3 separate regions of the Homo sapiens genome follow, and all the other regions are linked to region 1. Evidence: read pairs that join two places in POLR2A ChIA-PET (ENCODE). Cell type or tissue: MCF 10A. All regions are shown on one strand. Links, peaks and the distances in the headings refer to the core of each region. The heading gives the core; the rest is flanking DNA. Region 1 holds the start of LOC105373994 (a long non-coding RNA gene). Region 2 overlaps EPHA6 (EPH receptor A6). Region 3 overlaps LOC101929298 (a long non-coding RNA gene).

Evidence for each region. ChIA-PET counts read pairs that join two places held together with the same protein. Peaks named below come from ENCODE experiments on the same cell type or tissue, not always from the same donor. Only the 100,000 strongest peaks of a DNase experiment are listed, where the experiment ranks them.
Region 2: POLR2A ChIA-PET joins it to region 1 with 5 read pairs; 1 of 35 experiments calls an interaction of 5 or more read pairs at or near these places.
Region 3: POLR2A ChIA-PET joins it to region 1 with 9 read pairs; 7 of 35 experiments call an interaction of 5 or more read pairs at or near these places.

What each region holds. Positions count from the first base shown.
Region 1 is chr3:97,868,142-97,875,862 of GRCh38, reverse strand. CRYBG3 (crystallin beta-gamma domain containing 3) reads right to left here. Exons shown (of 22, transcript NM_153605.4): 4 at 1-4,021. LOC105373994 (a long non-coding RNA gene) reads left to right here and starts at 2,609. Exons shown (of 5, transcript XR_007095970.1): 1 at 2,609-2,695. In MCF 10A, for the core only: no CTCF peak of the experiment used is centred there; a DNase peak (open chromatin) is centred at 3,452.
Region 2 is chr3:96,957,726-96,962,725 of GRCh38, reverse strand. The region is part of intron 2 of EPHA6 (EPH receptor A6); the gene reads right to left. Among named protein-coding and RNA genes, the nearest start is that of EPHA6, 150 kb to the right of the region's middle. In MCF 10A, for the core only: no CTCF peak of the experiment used is centred there; DNase peaks (open chromatin) are centred at 1,575 and 2,645.
Region 3 is chr3:97,807,772-97,815,492 of GRCh38, reverse strand. All of the region lies in intron 2 of LOC101929298 (a long non-coding RNA gene), which reads left to right. Among named protein-coding and RNA genes, the nearest start is that of CRYBG3, 10 kb to the left of the region's middle. In MCF 10A, for the core only: no CTCF peak of the experiment used is centred there; no DNase peak of the experiment used is centred there.

The DNA.
Region 1 (7,721 bases), core at 982-5,981:
CAATTCAGCATCCTTTTTGTTTGTTTTCCCTGTTTCTAACATGGAAGGTATAAGTTCAATTTTCCCTATATTTATTTCATTATCCTTCTTGTGTACTTTCCCTACATCTGACATTGCAAGAGGTGTGTTTTTACTGTGTCCTGGCAAGTTTTTTTCAGATATACATACAAGGCTATCAGACAAACTGCTTTTAGATGTACCAGGTGCATGGATGTCATCATTCACAAGTGGAGGCCATTTGAAATTTAATACAAGAGTTCTTCTGTCCTCTGTCTCAGTTTTGTTATTATCCACATTCTCTATTTCCATTGTCTCATTACAGTCCTCACTGCGAAATAAATGTGTTTTTACCCTATCATCTAACCGTTTATGTGACATGTCTTCAGCTAGTAAAACCGTATCTGATTCCTGCAAATTTATACTATCAGACAGTCCAGATCCATTTCCAGAAAATAGGGATTTTTGGTAGAGAACAATTTCTCCTCCCTTAATTGACTCTGTGCCACTAGCTAAGTTACTTAGGGAGAAGAATTCATTTAATACTTTATTTTCACTAATTTGTGTGCTTTGATTTACTGGCTGTTCTGAAACCAAGAACTCTCTAACTACATCATGTGGCTTAACACTATCACTGTTCAGAATTTTTGAAGTATTAGCCTGAAGTTCAGAATCCCAAGTATCCTCAGTATCTTCAAAAGTATCATTTCTCAATTTTTCTTGGGCTACATAAATAATCTCATTGACTAATTCCCTAGCTTTATCTTCTAACAAACAAGATACATTCATACTATTAGGATCAACAAGAAGATTCTTCTCACCAACTGTTGGTGAAACACAGGGCTTCTCTTTGACTTCTGACATGTTTTCCATGCCTTGCTCTTCCAAACCCTCTGTCTGTTGTATTTCTGTTAGTGTCACTTCTGATGGGTTTTTCTCAGAGATGTCTTCTTTCAGGGTACCCAGATTCATTATACCTTCTATGGCTATATGCTCCTGGCAGGTACTCACTGTGTGTTTGAATTTTAGTTCTTCCCTGACAGAATTAAAAATCTCACCAATCAATGTATCGGCCTTTTTGAGTAAACTACTTTTGAGGTCCAAAAGTTGGTCATGTGCTCTTCTCCTGGCTTCTATGTGCTCAGCAGAGGCTTCAGAACACTGTTGGCCTGAGCTGTTAACTGACGCTGCAGGCCCAGCAACTGCTCCAGTCTCTGCTTCCACGAGATTGTCAAATTGGGCAGCAGTTGGGAAATCAATGGATATCTTCCCAGTATAAATCCCAAAATGTTCCTGAAATGGGGTTACTTCTGTCCCAATTGAGACAGACGTTTCAAATTCCAAATAAGAGGTAGTAGGGTACAACAGGTTAGTTACAGAGGTACCTTCATGTGTGAGATCTTTGGTAACTTGTATAGAATCCAAATTATTTTGGGGCTTATGTGAATTTACTATCATGCTAACTTCTTCAGGGTAACTAGAGGAAGATGACACACTATCAATACCACCATTTAAAAAATGGATGTTCTCTTTCTTTCTGTAAGATGAGGATTTCTTTTCCAATTTCAGCACAGAAGGTACTTTAAGGAAGCTTGAGTCCTCAGATGCAGAAGAATTTTTTTCCAAACTGGAATCAGAATCCAGAAAAGGTGAATTTACTTTCATGCTGCCAGTTTCTTGGAATTTAGGGGAAATATTAGTTAAGCTGAGTTCCGCCATTTCTGAGTGACCAGAAATCTTTTTAGTCCCACAAATATCCAAAGATTGATGAAACACACAAGTGTGAGCTTCACAATTCTGCGCCATTTGCCTACTGATTTTTTCATCATGAATAGGTGGTAAAATCCAAGATATATTACTTTTAAGAAGAGCAGGAGGAGAGCCTAAGGCATCTACCTCTGGTTCTGGCTTATCTTCATATTTGGAGGCAGCAGGAGAAAGCTCAGCTTGGCAATTCTCTTTAAGGCCAGCATCTGAACATTTCTCTCCTATCTCATTATGATTAATTGATTGAAAACGTTTGCCCTGTTCAACTTCTAGAAAGGTTAATTCTGACAAAATAGGCTTTTCTGGAACATGGGTAATTTTCAATGGAAAAGAAGACATTTTATCCTGAGAAATGTTTCTGGGCTCCACTTTTGAAAGAGATACCTTGGACAAGGATATAGTTTTTCCTCTTCCAGAATGTGACTCCACAAGAACATTGTTCTGACCATCAATTTCAGCTTTTGATACAATGTTAGCAGTTTTGGCTTCCAAGGAAAGAGAATCAGACTTCTCTATTATGCTCATATTTGCTTTAGTGTTTGAAGACACTAACTCTACTCTATTAGGGTCTTGAGATAAAATGGAACTGCAATCCTTAGAGAGGTTTCCAGAGTCAAAGCTCAATAGCTCCAACCCAGTTAAGTGAGGGCCACTGGCTTCAGAACCTGGAAGAACCTGGCATTTTTCACTATTAGAAAGAACTTCTTTGAATTCAAAAATTGCAGATGTATATTCAAGGCAAAAGGAAGGAGGAGGACTCTTCCTGCCTGCAGCCTCAACATGGTTTTTCACATTTTCTTCTTTACACTTCCTAGGCTGATAGGAAATACCAACAATGTTGACATTCCCAGTTTCAATGGGCACAGGAGAACCCTCATTCATTAAATCAGGAATATCCAACTTGCTCAGCATCCCAACTCCAGAAACAAAGGTAGGAGGTGAAATACTGAAATTTAGTTTTTTACAGTCAAGGCTAAGAGATGTTTTAGCATCAGGTGATACTTCAGCTTGTTGAGGACTCTCAGAGTCAAGAGGAGTTTCTGAAATGTGACTTCTATTAAGTTCAAATTTCAACTCAGGTGCATTTTCATTTCCTAAGCTTGCTACAACTGCTGATTCACTGATGTAATTTAAAGAGGCCAGGTCTTTTTTATTCATTCTAATATGAGGAATTTTATCATGTGACCTAAAATCAAGCTTTTTGGCTTTGGTTTCAAAGTATTGGTCAGTATCTTTGGGTAATGACTCAATTTTATCTTCTGGAGCTTTTACATGACTTGAAGCTATGGATTCACCAGCTGAGGCACTTTCTGTTTCTCGCCTGATTTCTCTAACAGCCACATTTTTCTGTGAGTCTTGGGCAGACAATCTCTTTCCTTCATTTACAAATTCTGTGTCTGTCACAGCATGTCTCTGAAGAGCAATGATATTGGTGTGAGTGGCAGCTTGCTTTGATGAGCTATCTATGGTTTGCTTGTCAGAACACTCACTCTCTGGCAACTGCAGATGTTCATGCCTAATTGATTTATTTGGACTTGGCAAATTTGTACTTTCCTGCTCAGTAGTGTCACTCCCATCAGATTTACTACAAGAGAAATCAGAAATAGCAGGGCCCTGAGGCTCAACAAGCTCCTCTCTTTGCACCAATGTCCTATTACTCATCACAGTGCTGTTTTCTTTTATCGTATTTTCTGTTGTAGTTACTCTCTGAAAATCTGGGCTGCAAGGGACTTTGCGATGGTTACTTCCTGTTAACAATGCTGAACATACCAAATTTCTGTTAGTCTGAGAAACCGGTTCACAACTTAAATGGTGCTGTGAGTCAGATTCTCCATCGTAGCTGGAGTTAGTCACAGAAGAAGGGGATGACCTATTTCTCTCAATACTCCCCCAAGCATTTTTATTTAAAAGATTATTGGAAGAGGCAATATTCTGCAGTTCTGGGTTATTTGTCAAAGAATTTTCCTTGTTGAAACTTGTTTTGCTACAATCAGAGTCTTCTAATGGGCCTTCAAGTAGATTTCCTTTCATAGATGAGTCTGTACTAGCTGATAACAACAGTGGCAGTACCCCAGCCTCAATCTCACTTCCAGGGTCAATGTGTCTGTTTGTACTAGAGTCAGAACTTTCATTTTCTCTGTCCAAGGTATTCACAGTTGCCAAGCCTGTCTGTTGCTTTAAATATTTCCCAATGTGTCTTGGGCCTCGATATGTTGCATATGTTACTGAAGGCTTCTCTGGTTTACCATCGATTTGTCTGTAAAAAGAAAGCATGAGAGTATCAGGAAATATAATTAATAATACTTAATACTAATCCCAGCAACTGTGGTAAAAGTACATCTTTTAAACACCACTTCCCTTAATATGTACCAATTTGGGGAGTAAATCCTAGAACGCTTTAAATTTACCTTTATTAAAAATAATAAAAATTTAACAAGTAGCACCTGAATGTCAATGCAGCATGAAGAATGTTTGACCTCCTTAGAATTACTCCTTCTTACCTGATTACATACATACCTCTGACTGTGGTTAACAGAATATGAGTCCAAGCCTTGGGTCCTAGTTCTAATCTCAAAGGAGTGTCTGACTCTAAGTAACCAGCTTGACTTTGGGCCTCATATTACTACGAGTTTAGGGATACATCACTGACTTCTCCACCACATTAAAGCATCATAATGACCTTCTATTCCTTTACTCTTACATGTGAATTTGAACAGCAATGTTTAGCACGTAACTTGGAAACGTTTTAAATGAAAACAGATGGCAAAATGTCTAGCCCACAGTAAACACTCAGTATGTATTTGTTAACTCAATAAATGACAAAACTGCATTAAAATTCTCTGTGTTCAGTTCTTCAAATATTCATTTAGTATAGTATTAAACTGCTTGGGCAAATGCAAAAATCAAAAAAGATGTCTAGAGTAAGTATAGAAATCTAACCACAGTATAAAGATCCTGATGCTCTCAGCACCCAATTTCCTTTGGAGAATCTACCACTACGAGTTCTCACATCACGCCATACTATCTTATAGCCAATTACACACATCATTCTCTGCCCTTTAATGCCAGCATCAGAAGGAAACTCTAATGCCCTCTAAGACTCAGCACACAAATAATTTCCACTGCAAACCTATCCCTCTACTACTAAGATGGACAGTTAGTCTTTGATCTCTGGGTGCACAGAGCACAACATTTGTCACATTAAATCATAAAGATCTATGCACTTATTTATTTTCCCCACTAGCCTGGTGGCTATTTGAGGGAAGGTACTGTGTCCTAATCATCTTTCTGTTTTTAAGTGCCCCACACAAGATTTGGCAAGTTGTATATGCTTAATACCTTCTCATGAATTAATGAATAAGTAAAGGAATGATACTTACTGCTAAGTAATCTATTTCAAAAGAATGTCTTAATTCTTATATGTGATAATCAAAATGTTTTACATTTTGAACTCTAATTACCTTTCAATTTCCTGACTATAAAAAATAGCATGCACTCATATGTTCATCACAGCACTATCCACAATAGCAAAAACATGAAATCAACCTAGATGTCCATCAATGGTAGATTGGATAAAGAAAATGTGGTACATATATGCCATTGAATACTAAGCAGCAATAAAAAAGAAGAAAATCGTGTCCTTTGCAACAACATGAATGCAGTGGAGGCCATTATCCTAAGTGAATTAACACAGGAAAACCAAATACTACATGTTCTCACATATAAGTGGAAGGTAAACGTTGAGTACACATAGACCCAAAGAAGGGAACAATAAACACTGGGGCCTAATTGAGTGGGGAGGATGGGAAGAGGGTGAGGACTAAAATACTACCTGTCAGGTACTATGTCCATTACCTGGGTGACGAAATAATCTGTACACCAAACCCTCACAACATGCAATTTATCTCCATGTAATAAACCTGCATATGCACCCCAACTCTAAAATAAAAGTTGAAATTATTTTTTAAAAAAACAGTATGGTAGAAAAATCTGATGTGTGTTCTACTTGATTTTTTTCTGATTAAACATATGATTAACCAAACCATTACTGTGAAATACACATGAATAATTTCGAAATTCAGTTATCAGTATTCCAATACCTAAAAAATACATTTTATTGCCAACTTTAAAGCAGTTACATTAAGAATTCTAGATTTGTCTAATTGATAAAAGAGAAAGTATATCTCTTTTCACATGTAAAAACTTCACCAACTGTGTCTCTTAAATACTTCTTAAATTTTAGCTGAAATAATTCATTTCAACCTATATATCTCCTGGCCCCTTAAAATACTAATGCACCAGTATTGTAAAAAATTATGTTAGTTATATTCATTTATTTTTATTGTCCATTATAAAGCACTAAAGGAGATGCATAAAGAAAAGCTTTGTGTTCCAAAAATGGTTTTAGTTGCTGCATGAATTTCAGGCTAGATCAAGGACTGTTATGAAACAAAGTCAAAACTTGGATAAGATACCATTATTTGACATTTGGGTCTTTCCCTATTGGTATTTTTTAAAAATCTAATCCTTATGAAGACAGAGCCCAATGTATTGTTTTTATTAATCTCTCTATGTAAGCCTCGTGCACAGAGCCAACTATGACATAAATATCTAATAAAAATGCGATGGCAACTTCTATGTGTAAGAAAACTAAGTACAAAATTCTGTTCTTACATATGAATCTTCCTATTGTTACATGCAATATGGAAAAAAATGTTTTGTACCAAACATTTTCTGCTTCATAATGTAGTGATACTTCATACCAATTTTAATAATGTATCATGTTTTATTCAAAGTAAGCTATATGATAATAAGATTAAACATTTAATTTGTAACTACCAACAAAACCCCAAAAGTTGAATGAATGAATGAATGAATGAATGGCGAATATAAAAATAAAACAAAACAATGAAAGAAAAAAGTTGGATAAGGCAACCAGTCCATGAAAATAGGCAAGAAGCAAAAATAGGTAAATGAATGCTATTGGTAAAACGCCATATCAAAATATGTAAGTTATTCAGAAAATACAAAAGCCTTTCAGAACAACATATGAAGATACAGAGTCTGAAAAAATGACAGGTTTTTTTTTTTCAAAGTTTTAACATTTCATACCTAAAACCTACTGTCAACAGGCTACAATGTTTCTTTTTGCAAAAGATCACAGAAGTAATTCTGAAGAAATCAATACCAAGAAATGTTCATGGTCAGTGGAAATAAGAGAAAAGGATCAGAAATTCATTCTAGTATAGTAAATTTAGGTCCTCTTACTGCCAACTCTCTCTTAATCAAACCTCAAAGCATTTTATCCTGCATCAATGCAACTTTTGATCCAAAAGGACTTCTAATAGACCACAGAAAAAGTCCATTAAATTTCAACTCACTATAATAATACCTTTTGGTATTGGGGTCCTTTGCAGGGTAGGCAGTGGGAATCATTGTTTTATATTTTTTAGGGCTTTCTGAGTACTTTCAAGAAGTTGGTTAAGTTAATTTATATTAAGTTACATGCACTGGTTTAAATTTCTAACTAATATGCTGCACTGGAGGTAGAAATATTATATACTTGTAATTAAAACATACATTCTTTAGACTAAACAATTATACTATATTTAAAGAATAGGAAATCAAAGTGACAAGTTCAGCTTCATATATTATAGTGAGTCCCTTCAGGTACTAATGAGCTACACTCCCTCTGCCTTTTTTTAAACTTTCCATTTTTAAAAGGTTAAGTCATGCCAACATTATGTTTTAGATCATTCTTTCATGGAGTATAGTTGAGTCCACACAATTCAATAATATTTTTTTTTTTTTTTTTGAGATGGAGTCTCGCTCTTTCGCCCAGGTCGGACTGCAGTGGTGCTATCTCGGCTCACTGCAAGCTCTGCCTCCTGGGTTCACGCCATTCTCCTGCCTCAGCCTCCCGAGTAGCTGGGACTACAGGCACCCACCACCGTGCC
Region 2 (5,000 bases), core at 1-5,000, 910 kb after region 1:
GCACAGGCAAGGTCAATGTTGGTTCTCTTTATATAAGGCTGTTTCTGAGCAAATAAGGCTAATTTGTTTTAGCTAAAAAAAAAAATTAAGCTTAAAAGGGACAGTGCAAATTTTCTGACTGACTAAATTCTCAATTCTTTTGAAAATGGAATCTCTTTATCTGAAATTCTCTTGATGGAGTGGGCTCAGAATGTTATCTAGTTAGGCCGTCTAAAAGTGGGTTTAGTATTAGAACTGGGAGCAATTCCCAGTGAGAACTGGAAACAGGATGAAGATCATCATTGTTATTCCTCCTCCATGACACTCTCAACTCTAGCTTCTGTTCTCTAATCCATTCTACACAATACTTTGGGGTAACTATCCTAAAGCACAATTCTTATCATGTTACATTTCTGCTTTAGAGAATATCAGGTCTAAATACTTCCTTGAATGGCATTCAATGCTCTCCATGGTCTGACACCAATTAACTTTCATTTCACTGTTCTGTGGGAGATGCCATCAAAGCTCTGCCCATTTCCTTAGACCTTTCAGGATGCTCTAACATCAGCTCTGTGTGTGAAGGCTGGGTTTTGTCTCCAACAAAACTGCAGAAGGTTTCTCTGTCTGTGTACACATCAGGTCAGAAAGTGCTGAGGAATCAACATCCCTAGAGGAAAAGCCCTCAGCAAATAATTCCTGGAATTTAGTACATGAGACGTGTTTTATGTGATTTCCTCAAATGTCCTGGTAGGATTAGGCTCCACTTATCAATGGTGTTAAGTAGCTTAATAAAGCACCCTTTACTGCAGTCATCCTTTTTCTGTATCACTTCCCCTCCCCAACCCATGCTCCCTGAATCTCCCAAATAAACTACCTGCACTTAAAATTCCTATCTCAAAATCAGCTATGGGGAAACTGCAACTAAAACAATTGGTATGAAAATTATTCTAGGAAGCAGACATCCTAGTGCTTGTATTACTCACTGGCCAAATGATAACAAGGACTCCACTGCTGGTGGTAAGTAGGATTGTGGATAGGCTAACATCCTGAAGTATCTCAATTGCCAACATTCTTACCTGTAGTAAACTGAAGTGTATCACACAGGTAGAAGGGCTGTGCTAGTTTATGCAAAATATCTAGGATTGGAGAAAGTTATTCTTCTATAGCAAAGGAAATTATAAAGACAGTGGTTATTGTTAAGTGCCATCAATTTATTAAGCGAAGTAAAAAATGACACACTCAATTTAGCCAACCTCCAACTCAGAGTATGGTGTGAAATACAAAGCTTTCATAATAGCATCTATAAAGACACTTTTCTCCTGCACCCAAAAGACAAACAGGAATGCAAACCAAGACCAGGATCTGACTGTGCAATGAACCAAACTGTAAAGAAGAATGAATTTGCAGTATCACTGTATCTCTTAAGTAAGTGACAGATGGATAAGGTTCTAAGTTATAGAATAGAGATGAATAGATACATTTGAGAACTTGAGCCCCAGATTTCCCTAAAACCTGTCTGTGGGCCTACAAAAGTGGCTCAATCACTCTTGCTAAAGGACAGTAGCCTCCCTTTGCCTGAGGGGCATTCAGAGGCCTTACCTCAGATGTCTGGCAAGATGAAACCTGCCCTCTTCAAGCTCTTCCTTCCCTCTCTTCTTAATACTTCTAGGTCAACCATTACAGTCAATTCTCAGTTTAATCCAGCTATACAAGTTTTCTCCCTTCATTGTAAGGGAAGGGATTATTCATCAAAAGACCTGCAAGGCCTGGCTAATATGAACTGGCAAGAACTGTGAAACCATGCTTGGGAATGGATCTCAAGACTAGTGGAAAGGGAGAGAAGGATAGAAGGTAGGTAAAACAGAGTCGATTGATATGAGATTATTCACCTATGACTCAGAATTTAACAGCAGCTGAAATCAGCTATGATATACTATAAGCATGCTTCTTGGAAGTATGTAGATAAAATAACAACCTAGAATAAAAGAGTTAAAAAATACCTGTATAAAGTTTTGATGAAGGTGTCAAAAGATTCAAAGACATAGTGACATGGATTTATTAAACAACACTAGAGAATCCACCAGCTGGCTATGTTCCTGTGATGGTCCTAAAGACAAACTCTTCCTTAAAGCAAAAGATAAATGTGCTAATGAGAACACTCCATCATGAAAACTCAGTCTTTTTTGTACTTTGTAGACTATATTTGAAGATTGGGGTAGGATCTGCTTATAAAATCGTTCCCTAGTTTCAGTAGAAATGATGAGGTTTAAGAATAGCAGAGGCCAGATGGCAACACTTAACTATAAGAGGGAAGGTTGATGCAATTGCCAAAAGTGGCAAAACGGGAAGCCAAGTTTGAGTGGCAACCAGGGAGTACTAAGGCACAGAGATCTCTGGAACCGGCTAACAGATCATGACATGCCCAGAAATAAGAGAGAAAGATGAGGATACTGACTTCAAACCCATTAATGGCTCTCACCTCCAATAAAGAAAAAATCATTCTCCAAGACCACTTTCCACTCTGCATGAGATCTCAGACCCTGAGCACATCAACTAAATGTAGGCCACATACCTCAAAATAGTCCTTACCAAAGTACTCTAAAGAACTGGTTCACAAATACACCAGCTCATTTGCCTCCAGGGTAAAATAACTCTGAGGCACTCCTCAAAGACATTACTCGTACTTGCATCACTTTCTCAGGGTGTGTTTATGGTTAGGTTCCAGGTTCTCTGTAAAGTATATTATTGCCAAAATGAAATAGTTATTTTAACTTTTTGGCACTTTCTCTTTTCCAGCTATGCCTATAATTTTCTTGCCCTCATATTTTTCTCTACTCATCCCAATTCTATTCACATTTTGGGAAACTTTCAAATACTTCAAATATTACATATTAAGTAAATTTTCTCTATTCTCTCCAAGCAGAAGTGGTTCCCTTTTTGTCTTTTTCTATGTTTCGTTTTGATTTTTTTTGTTTTTCTGTTTCATGAGCAATGTATTTATTACTGAAAAACAAAACAAGACAGCTGGATATCCACATGCACAAAAATGAGTCAGACCCCTTCCTTACACAATACACAAAAATTAATGAAAAATGGTTCATAGACTTAAATATAAAAGCTAAACTATAAAAATCTTAAAAGAATTTATGGGAGTAAATCTTTGTCACTTGGAATTAGTCATTGATTTCTTAGATATGACATCAAAAGGAAAACACTATAATAAAAATAGATTAATTACACTTTAAAAGTAAAAATATCTGTGCTTCAAATTATACCATGAAGAAAGTAACAACCTACAGAATAGAAAAAAAAATTGTTATTCATATATTTGATAAAGGACTTGTATCCAGAATATATAAGTATTCTGCCAACTAGACAACAAAAATAAAAATAACCCAATTTTAACATGGGCAAATAATTTGAATAGCTATTTCTCTAAAGAAAATAGACAAATGGCTAATAAACATATGAAAAGCTATCAACACCATTAGCCATTAGGGAAACACAAATCAAAACCAAAATATAAAACCACTCCACGCTTACTAGGATGCCTACAAACAAACACCAGACAATAAACAAGTATTGGTGAAAATGTGGAGCAATTGGAACACTCAAGCATTTCTGGTGGGAATGTAAACTGGCACAGTCACTTTAGAAAACAGAGGAAATTTTTTCAAATGTTGAACATAGAGTTACCAAATGACCCAGCATTCCATTCTTAGGTATATACTCAAGAGAATTTAAAACATACGCTTTACAAAAACTTGTACATGAATGTTCACAGCGGCATTACTCATACTAGAAAAAAGTGAAAACAACTCAATGTCATCAACTGATGAATGCATAAATAAAATGTGATATATTCATACAATTGAATAGTATTCGGGAATAAAAAGGAATACTAAACAATAAAAAGAATCACTCAATAACATGAGTGAGTCCTAAGTAGAAAGAATCTCTCATCAACATGGGTGAGTTCCACGCTAAGTGGAAGAGCCAGACTCAAAAGACCACATATATTGCATGATTCCATTTATACAAAATGCCAACTATAGGTAAATCTATAAAAACAGAAAGTAGATTACCGTTTGTCTAGTTCTTGAGATGGGAGGAATGAAGGACTGTTAATGGGTACAGAGGTTCTGTGGGGTGATATAAAAGCTCTAACAATAAGAACACCATGCAAATAACCAGTGCAAGTAAATGAAAATCATTGACTATTATTGTAATCAATATTATTAATAGTATTTATTGAATGAATAAAACCACTGTACTAGAGATTTACATGCAATATAACCTTTAGCTCTCACAAAAATCCTATGAGGTAGGTAATATTATTATTCACATTTTACATATAAGGAGACTGAGTTTTACGAAAGTTGAGCTAACATCCCAAAGTCAGAGAATTAGCAAATGGCAGAACTGAAAGTCAAGTTCTTTTTTTTTTTTTTCTTTAGGGACAGAGTTTCGCTTTTGTCATCCAGGCTGGAGTGCAATGGCGGGGTACCGGCTCACTGCAACCTCCGCCTCCCGGGTTCAAGTGATTCTACTGCCTCAGCCACCCAAGTAGCTGGGAATACAGGCATGCCCCGCCACGCCTGGCTAATTTTGTATTTTTAGTAGAGATGGGGTTTCACCATGTCAACCAGGCTGGTCAAGACACAACAGTAGAGCATGGAGAAAGAATCTAATATTCAATGAGTAGTTGAGTCACGTTTTTGGAAAATACAAAGTACAGCCCAACAAACTCCCACTGCTGAGATTTCAGGAACTCTTTTAAGCTAGTTGCTATGAGGTGCAACTTTACCACATTTTCTCTACGTCTTTTGGTCAAATATTTCAGTTTCCACATGTAGTGAAAACAACCCAATATGATCACCTGATGAATGCATAAATAAAATGTAATACAGTCATATAATTGAATAGTATTTGGCAATAAAAAAGGAATGCCAAATAAGTAAAAACAAACATATAACAACATGTTTTCAATACATGTGGGTCATGGGTCATTAGAATCTCTC
Region 3 (7,721 bases), core at 1,639-6,638, 61 kb after region 1:
GTAAAAAGAATTCTCAATTGATTTCATATTAATAACCATTCTTAAGTTTTCATTCATTTCTATGTCCTATCTTCTATTTCATTTTTATTCTTTTCAGTTCCCCAAATAAGCTCTTCTAAGTAGTCAGTTTCTATATAAGTCATTTGGTCTACTTCTCATACAGGTAAATGTATTGACATACTGCTTTTATTATTGAGTACAGAAGACAATTAATGAACAAATTGTTTTTATGAACCATGCAGTTGGTATTAACTTTAAGTAATGCCAAAAATTGGAATGGTGTTTTACCTCCATCTGACTCAACAGAAACTCCACTTCAAATGATCAATTATATACATCATGAAATGAAAGAGCTGACCATACTACAATATAAAATCTGTCTCTGTAAAAGTATCAGCCACAATGCAGTCTGAGGGAAATAAACTTACTGAGTTCTGCCATTTTCATTCCAGTACTTCCCACCATGTAAGTGTATTCTATAGGTAAATTTGACTTCTGTAATTGAAGTAAAACCCAGTCTAATTTAGAATAGGATATATCTTTAAAAAATTAATTCATTTTAGGGGGGTACATGTGCAGGTTTGCTACATGGCAATATTGCATGATGCTGAAGATGTACCTTTAAATAAAATTTAGCAAATAGCTACAGGCAGGTCACTTGCCTAGTGGCTCAGGAAGGTAGTCAGAGAAATAACAAATACATACATACATATTTTCTGAAAAGTCTACTAATCACTCTACATTTCAGAAAAGTCTATAAGTCATTCTACATTTCAAGAAAAAAAAGAAAAGAAAAAGAAAACTTCTGAAATAAAGATCCAGGTAGAATCTAAATCATTGACCCTGAATTTATTCCTTTTGTGTTAGCTGCTTTGAACATGATTAGGGAAGTTTGTGGGAGGAATATATATTGAGAAACAACAACAACAAGTTATATGTTTCAAAGAAAGAAACATACAACTCAGCAACAGTTATAAGATTACAAAACAGTGTGATAAATATGAACAGGCATGTCTCCTTTCATAGCACTTTATTGTGCTTTGCAGGTAGTGTGCTTTTTACAAATTGAAAGTTTGAGGCAACCTCTTGTTGAGCAAGTCTATCAGCCCCATTTTTCCAACAGCATGTGCTGATTTCCTGTCTCTGTGACACATTTTGGAGATTCTTTGGAGAATAAGTAATAATTCAACTTATAATAATTATAATAATTCATCATTATTATATCTGTTATGGTGATCTGGAACAGAGGTCTTTGATATTACAGTTGTAATTGTTTTGGGGTGCCATAAACCACATCCATATAATGTAGTGGACCTAATCGATAAATATATGTGTTCTGACTACTCCGTGGACCTACCGTTACCCTGTCTCTCTCCTTCTCCTTGGTCTTTCACCTTGGGCCTTCCTATTCCCTGAGACACAACAATATTGAAATTAGGCCAATTAATAACCCTGCAATGGCCTCTAAGGTTTCAAGTAAAAGAAACACTTGTGTATCTCTCACTTTAAATCAAAAGCTAGAAATGATTAAGCTTAGTGAGGAAAACACGTCAAAAGCTAAAACAGGGCAAATGCTAGGCCTTCTGTGCCAGACAGTGTTAGCCATGTTGTGAATGCAAGGACAAACTTGAGGGAAATTAAAAGTGTTACTCCAGTGACTACATAAATGAAAAGAAAGTGAACCAACCTTATTGCTGATACGGAAAAAGTTTTAATAGTCTTGATAGAAGCCACAACATCCCCTTAGGCCAAATCCTAATTCCCGGCAAAGCCCTAACTCTCTTCAATTCTATGATGGCTGAGAGAGATAAGCTGGAAAAGAAAAGTTGGAAGCTAGTAGAGGTTGGTTCATGAGGTTTACGGAAAGAAGCCATCTCCGTAACATCATAGTGGAAGGTGAAGCAGCAAATGTTGATGTAGAAGCTGCAGCAAGTTATCAGAAAATCTAGCAAAGATCATTCATGAAGGTGGCTACACTAACAACAGATTCTTAATGTAGATGAAACAGCCCTATATTGGAAGAAGATGCCATGCAGGACTTTTGTTACTGAGAGGAGAAGTTAATGTCCAGCTTCAAAGTCTCAAAGGATGGGCTGATTCTCAGGGACTAATCAAGCTGGTGACTTTAAGTGGATGCCAATGCTCATTTACCATTCCGAAAATATTAGGGCCTTTAAAAATTATGTTAAATCTACTCAGCTTATGCTATAGAAATGGAACAACAAAGCCTGGATAACAACACATTTGTTTACAGCATGGTTTACCGAATATTTCAAGCCCATTGTTGATACTTACTGCTCAGGAAAAAAAAAAATTCCTTTCAGAATTAGTCACTCATGAGCTCTGATGGAGATGTACAAGATGAATGTTGTTTACATGCCTGCTAATACAACACCTATTGTGCAGCCCATGGATCAAGTAGTAACTTCAACTTTCTAGTCTTATTTTTTAAGAAATACATTGTATAAGGCCAGAGCTGCCATAGATAGTGATTCTTCTGAGGGATCCGGGCAATGTCCATTGAAAATCTTCTGGAAAGGATTCCAGATGCCATTAAGAACATTCATGAGGCCGGGCACAGTGGCTCACGCCTGTAATACCATCACTTTGGGAGGCCGAGGCAGGCGGATCACGAGGTCAGGAGATCGAGACCATCCTGGCCAACATGGTGAAACCCGATCTCTACTAAAAAAAAAAAAAAAAATACAAATATTAGCTGGGCATGGTGGCACACGCCTGTAGTCCCAGCTACTCAGGAGACTGAGGCAGGAGAATCACTTGAACCCAGGAGGTGGAGGTTGCAGTGAGCTGAGATCATGCCACTGCACTCCAGCCTGGCAACAGAGCGAGACTCCGTCTCGAAAAAACAAAAAACAAACAAACAAACAAACAAACAAAAAAAAAATTCATGATTCCTGTGAGAAGGCCAAAATATCAACATTAACAGGAGTTTGGAAGAGATTGATTCCAATCCTCATGGATGACATTGACGGGTTCAAGACTTCAGTGGAGGATGTAGCTGCAGATGTGCTGGAAATAGTAAGAGAACTAGAATTAGACATAGACCTTGAAGACGTGACTAAGTGGTTACAGTCTCACCAGAAAACTTGAATGGATGAAGAGTTGCTCCTGATGAGCAAAGAAAGTAGGTACTTACTAATAACCGTATATCTAATTTAGGACTAAAATCAGGTGTATGCAAGAATCAAAACAATCTGACAGCTGTGTGGCATTCTGATATGAATTGCTTTTCTCATAGCTAAAAGTTGTTAGGTTGAAAGTATTACTATCATGAAATCCTAAAAGGAACTTGGTCCATCTTTATTATTAAGAGTTAAAGTGTTTATTTTAATTGGTAGCAGTACTGTATTTTCTAATATATCTACAACTTCACTCTTGGTGAAGATGCTGTGAACGTTGTTGAAATGACAACAAAGGATTTCAAATATTGCATAAACTTAGTTGTTAAAATAGGGGCACAGTTTGAGAGGATTGATGCCAGTTTTGAAAGAAGTTCTACTGTGGGTAAAATGCTGTTAAACAGCATCACATACTACAGGGAAATATTTTGTGAAAGGAAGAGTCAGTCAATGTGGCAAACTTTGTCGTTGTCTTCTTTTAAGAAATTGCCACAGCCACCTCACCCTTTTGCAACCACCACCCTGACCAGTCATCAGCCATCAACATGAAGGCAAGACCTTCTACTATTATAGCAAAAAGATTAGAGTTAGCTGCTGTCTCAGATAATAATTAACATTTTTAAGCAATAAAGTCTTTTAAAATTAAGACATGTACATCATGGTTTTAGACATAATGCTATTGCATACTTAATATACTATAGTATGAACATAATTTTTGAATGCACTAGGAAGCCAAAAAGTTTATCTGACTTGCTTTACTGCTATATTCATTTTATTGTGCTGGTCAGGAACTGAACCCGTAATATCTCTGAAGTTATTCCTATACTGGGAAAAGGGAGGAAGAAATGCCGAATCATATGATTTGGGCAGGCTGTGCCTGGGGTCCTGGGTGGATTTCACAAATCACAGCTCTAGAAGCATGGATGGAAAACTTGCAACCAGAACCCAGTTGAAACACTATTTAACAGATTTTGAATCTATTGAAACGTTTATATTAGGAATATTACACTAGTCAAAAAGCAGTATAAAAGATCAGGAGTGCAATAGTAGGCCAAAAAAAGAGATAATTTTTGCTTGCCTTCTGATTTGGTGAGGAAATATGGCAGTGAGTGAGTGCTACTACATTGTGAATCATCAAATACTATGTGTAATACAAGAACATACAAGGGCTTTGGAATGTTAATATGAAACTACCTTTAAGTGAACTCTTTGCTGCATTATCTTGACCTTCTTTAAAATAATTGTATAATTAAAAAGTAAATGACAATGACAAGGTATGAGAAATAGGCAGATGGAGAAACTGCTGCACTGATCCTAATGTGACCTACATAATTTAATTTATAGCTGCCAATTATTGCTTGAGACAGGTTAGACGAGTGAATCAAGCTGGAGAAGTCTTACTAATAACCATGTATCTAATTTAGGACTAAAATCAAGTGTATACAAGAATCAAAACAATCTGACAGCTGTGTGGCATTCTTACATGAACTGCTTTTCTCATAGCTATTACCTGGAATTCACTCAAAAGTTGGCAGGTTGAAAGCATTACTATTATGAAATCCCAAAAGGCACTTGGTCCATCTTTATTATTAAGAGTTAAAGTGTTTATTTTAATTGGTAGCAGTACTGTATTTTCTAATATAGCTACAACTTTCAATAATTACTTAATTTATATAATAAGTATACATACATTTCCCATATTGGTTGCAATTATCAATCTATTCAGGCAGTTTATTTTTATGAGTGATACCATTTCAGGCATTCTTTTTTGAACATACTCATCTACCTTTTATTCTAATTCTTCAATATGTAAAATTCAATTTTCTCTACATTGTTATTTCATATAAATTTTTTTCTAAATATTTTAATTTTGAAAATATTTCAAACTTATTGAAAAATCACAATAGTATTAAGAACTTCTTTTTATTTCCTGAATCATTTGAAATTATGTTGTCAAAATGAAGTCCTGAATACTTTGATGTGTAACTCTTACAAACATGACTATTCTCCTAAAATCCTAACTGCAATTCCACTCTCAAAATCAAGAAACTAATGTTGACATAGTCTACCACCTTATCTGCAGACTCCATTTAAGTTTTGACAATTATCTCATTAATGTTCTTTTTAGCAAAGTGATCCAGTCCAGAATCACATACCGCATTTAGTTGTTATGTCACTTTCGTCTCCTTTACTCGGTAAAAATTCCTCAGTCTTTCATGACTGGGACTTTCATGACTGGGACATTTTTTTACTCTTACAGGCCACATTTTGGTGGAAGCAGGATCTTTTTATTTGGAAATGCCTGGTGTTTTCTTATGGTTGGATTCAGGCTGTATATTTTTGGCAATATCCCAAAAGTAATGCTATGTTATCATTGTGTCAGGTGGTACCTAATTCTTTTTTCTTTCTTTTTCTTTCTTTTCTTTCTCTTTCTTTCTTTTCTTTCTCTGTTTCTTTCCTTTCTTTTTTTCTTTTTCTTTCTCTCTCTCTTTCTTCCACCCACCTTCCTTCTTTCCTTCCTTCCTCCTTCCTTCCTTCCATCCTTCTTCCTTTTCCTTCTATAATGCTCTGTTCTCATTGTGTCAGGTGGTACATGATCTTCCTTCTTCCCTCCCTCCCTCCCTCTCTTCCCTCCCTCCCTCCCTCCCTCCCTCACTCCCTTCCTTCCTTCCTTCCTTCCTTCCCCTTCTTTCTTTTCTTTCTTTCTGACAGCGTCTCACTCTATTGCACAGGCTGAAGTGCAGTGGTGTGATCTCTGCTCACTGTACCTTAGACCTCCCAGGCTCAAGCGATCCTCTCACCTCAGCCTCCTGAGTAGCTGGGACTATAGGCATGCACCACCCAGCTCACTAATTTTTGGAATCTTTGTAGAGATGGGGTCTCACTATGTTTCCCAGGCTGGCCTCAAACTCCTAGGCTCAAGTGATCCTCCTGCTTCAACCTCCCAAAGTGTTGGGATTACGGGCGTCTGCCACCACACCAAGCTAAGGTACACGATTTCAATTTGTCCCATCACAGATAATAACTTGGATCACTTGATTAAGGTGATGTCTGCAAGCTCCCTTAATTGTATGCTAGCTATTTTTTTTCCTCTCTGTAATTAGTATTTTGTGGAGAAATAATTTGAAGCTATATAAATATCCCATTCCTTGACAACATTTCATTATTATTTTTAGCATCCATTGATGTTTCTAGACTGAATAAATTATTACAATTATTGTCAAATGGCGATTTTCTCATTCCAACATTCTACATTTATTTGTAGGTGTTCTAATGTTATCTCCCCATTAGTCATTTATTCACTTATTTGTATCATATAGATATATAAATTCATATTTCATTCAATGAGTTATATAGTCCATTACTATCTTTATTCATTTTGATGTTCAAAATGTCGCAGGTGTAGCCAGTTAATGCCCCTTCAAACTGTCTTTGTGTCCTTTTGCTATGTCCACATAATTATTTGAGCATTTTTTAACTTTCTGGAAAAACAAAATGTTCCAGGCTCATTCTGTATTTTTTCTGCTCCATTATGGAAGTAGCCATTTTCCCAAAGAGCCCTACTTCTTTTTAGTGGAGAATATAACCAAGATACCTACATGTGGGTGCCAGGTGTTCTCATTGCTGTTGGAGTCACTGCTCTTAGGCACATACACAGGTATATACACACAAACAGCATCTTTATCTCTGTATCTATATCTCTCTCTTTCTACCCATTGAAATTCATGTGCTCATACCGATACCTCCAACTGTAATACAACAATCCTTCTAGTTTTCTTTCCACACCTGTAACTCTCTTCTCCTACACTCTGGAGGATGACTCCCATTATTGTCAATATATTATTAGATTCTTTCCTTGATAAATGTTACTAATCATCTGTTACCACCACCACCTCCCTGGACGTCGGGTGTAGAAGCCCTCTTTACCCTTCTCAAGCTCCAACATCCCATGCCAGGCAATGTACATGCCTTCATCATCCTACAGGTGTTCCAACAACTGGTGCTAGGCTGCTCCTGCTGCTCTATCATCACCTCCCTACAAAGATGCGTAACTTGGTTGGCGCCACATACCATTTTGCATTCTCCACCAGCATTGTGTGAGAATTCCAATGATTTCATGTTCTTGCCAACACAAGGTATTACCAGTTTTAAAAACTGAAGCTATTTTAGTAGGTGTATAATGGTAATAAATCATAGTTTTTATTAGCATCTCCCTCATGATTAATGATGTTAAGCATCTTTTCCTGTATTGATTGACCATATTCTTTTGTGAGGTATCTACTCAAGTGGTTTGCTCATATTTTGTTGTTGTTGGCTTCTTTCTATTGATATATAATAGGTCTTTATATATTATGCAAGTTCTTTGTCAGATATATATATTGTGGATTTTTTTCCTGTTATGTAGTTTGTTTTCCATTTTTAAAAATTGTACTGTTTGTCTTACACTTCAAAAGAAGTTGTAGTTGTTGGGTGTAGTGTTCTACACATATGAGTTGGGTCTATTTGGCTGACTGATTCAGATCATCTATGTCTACTGTTTTTTTTGTTTTGTTTTTTTTTTTGTCTAGTTATTTTACCAAT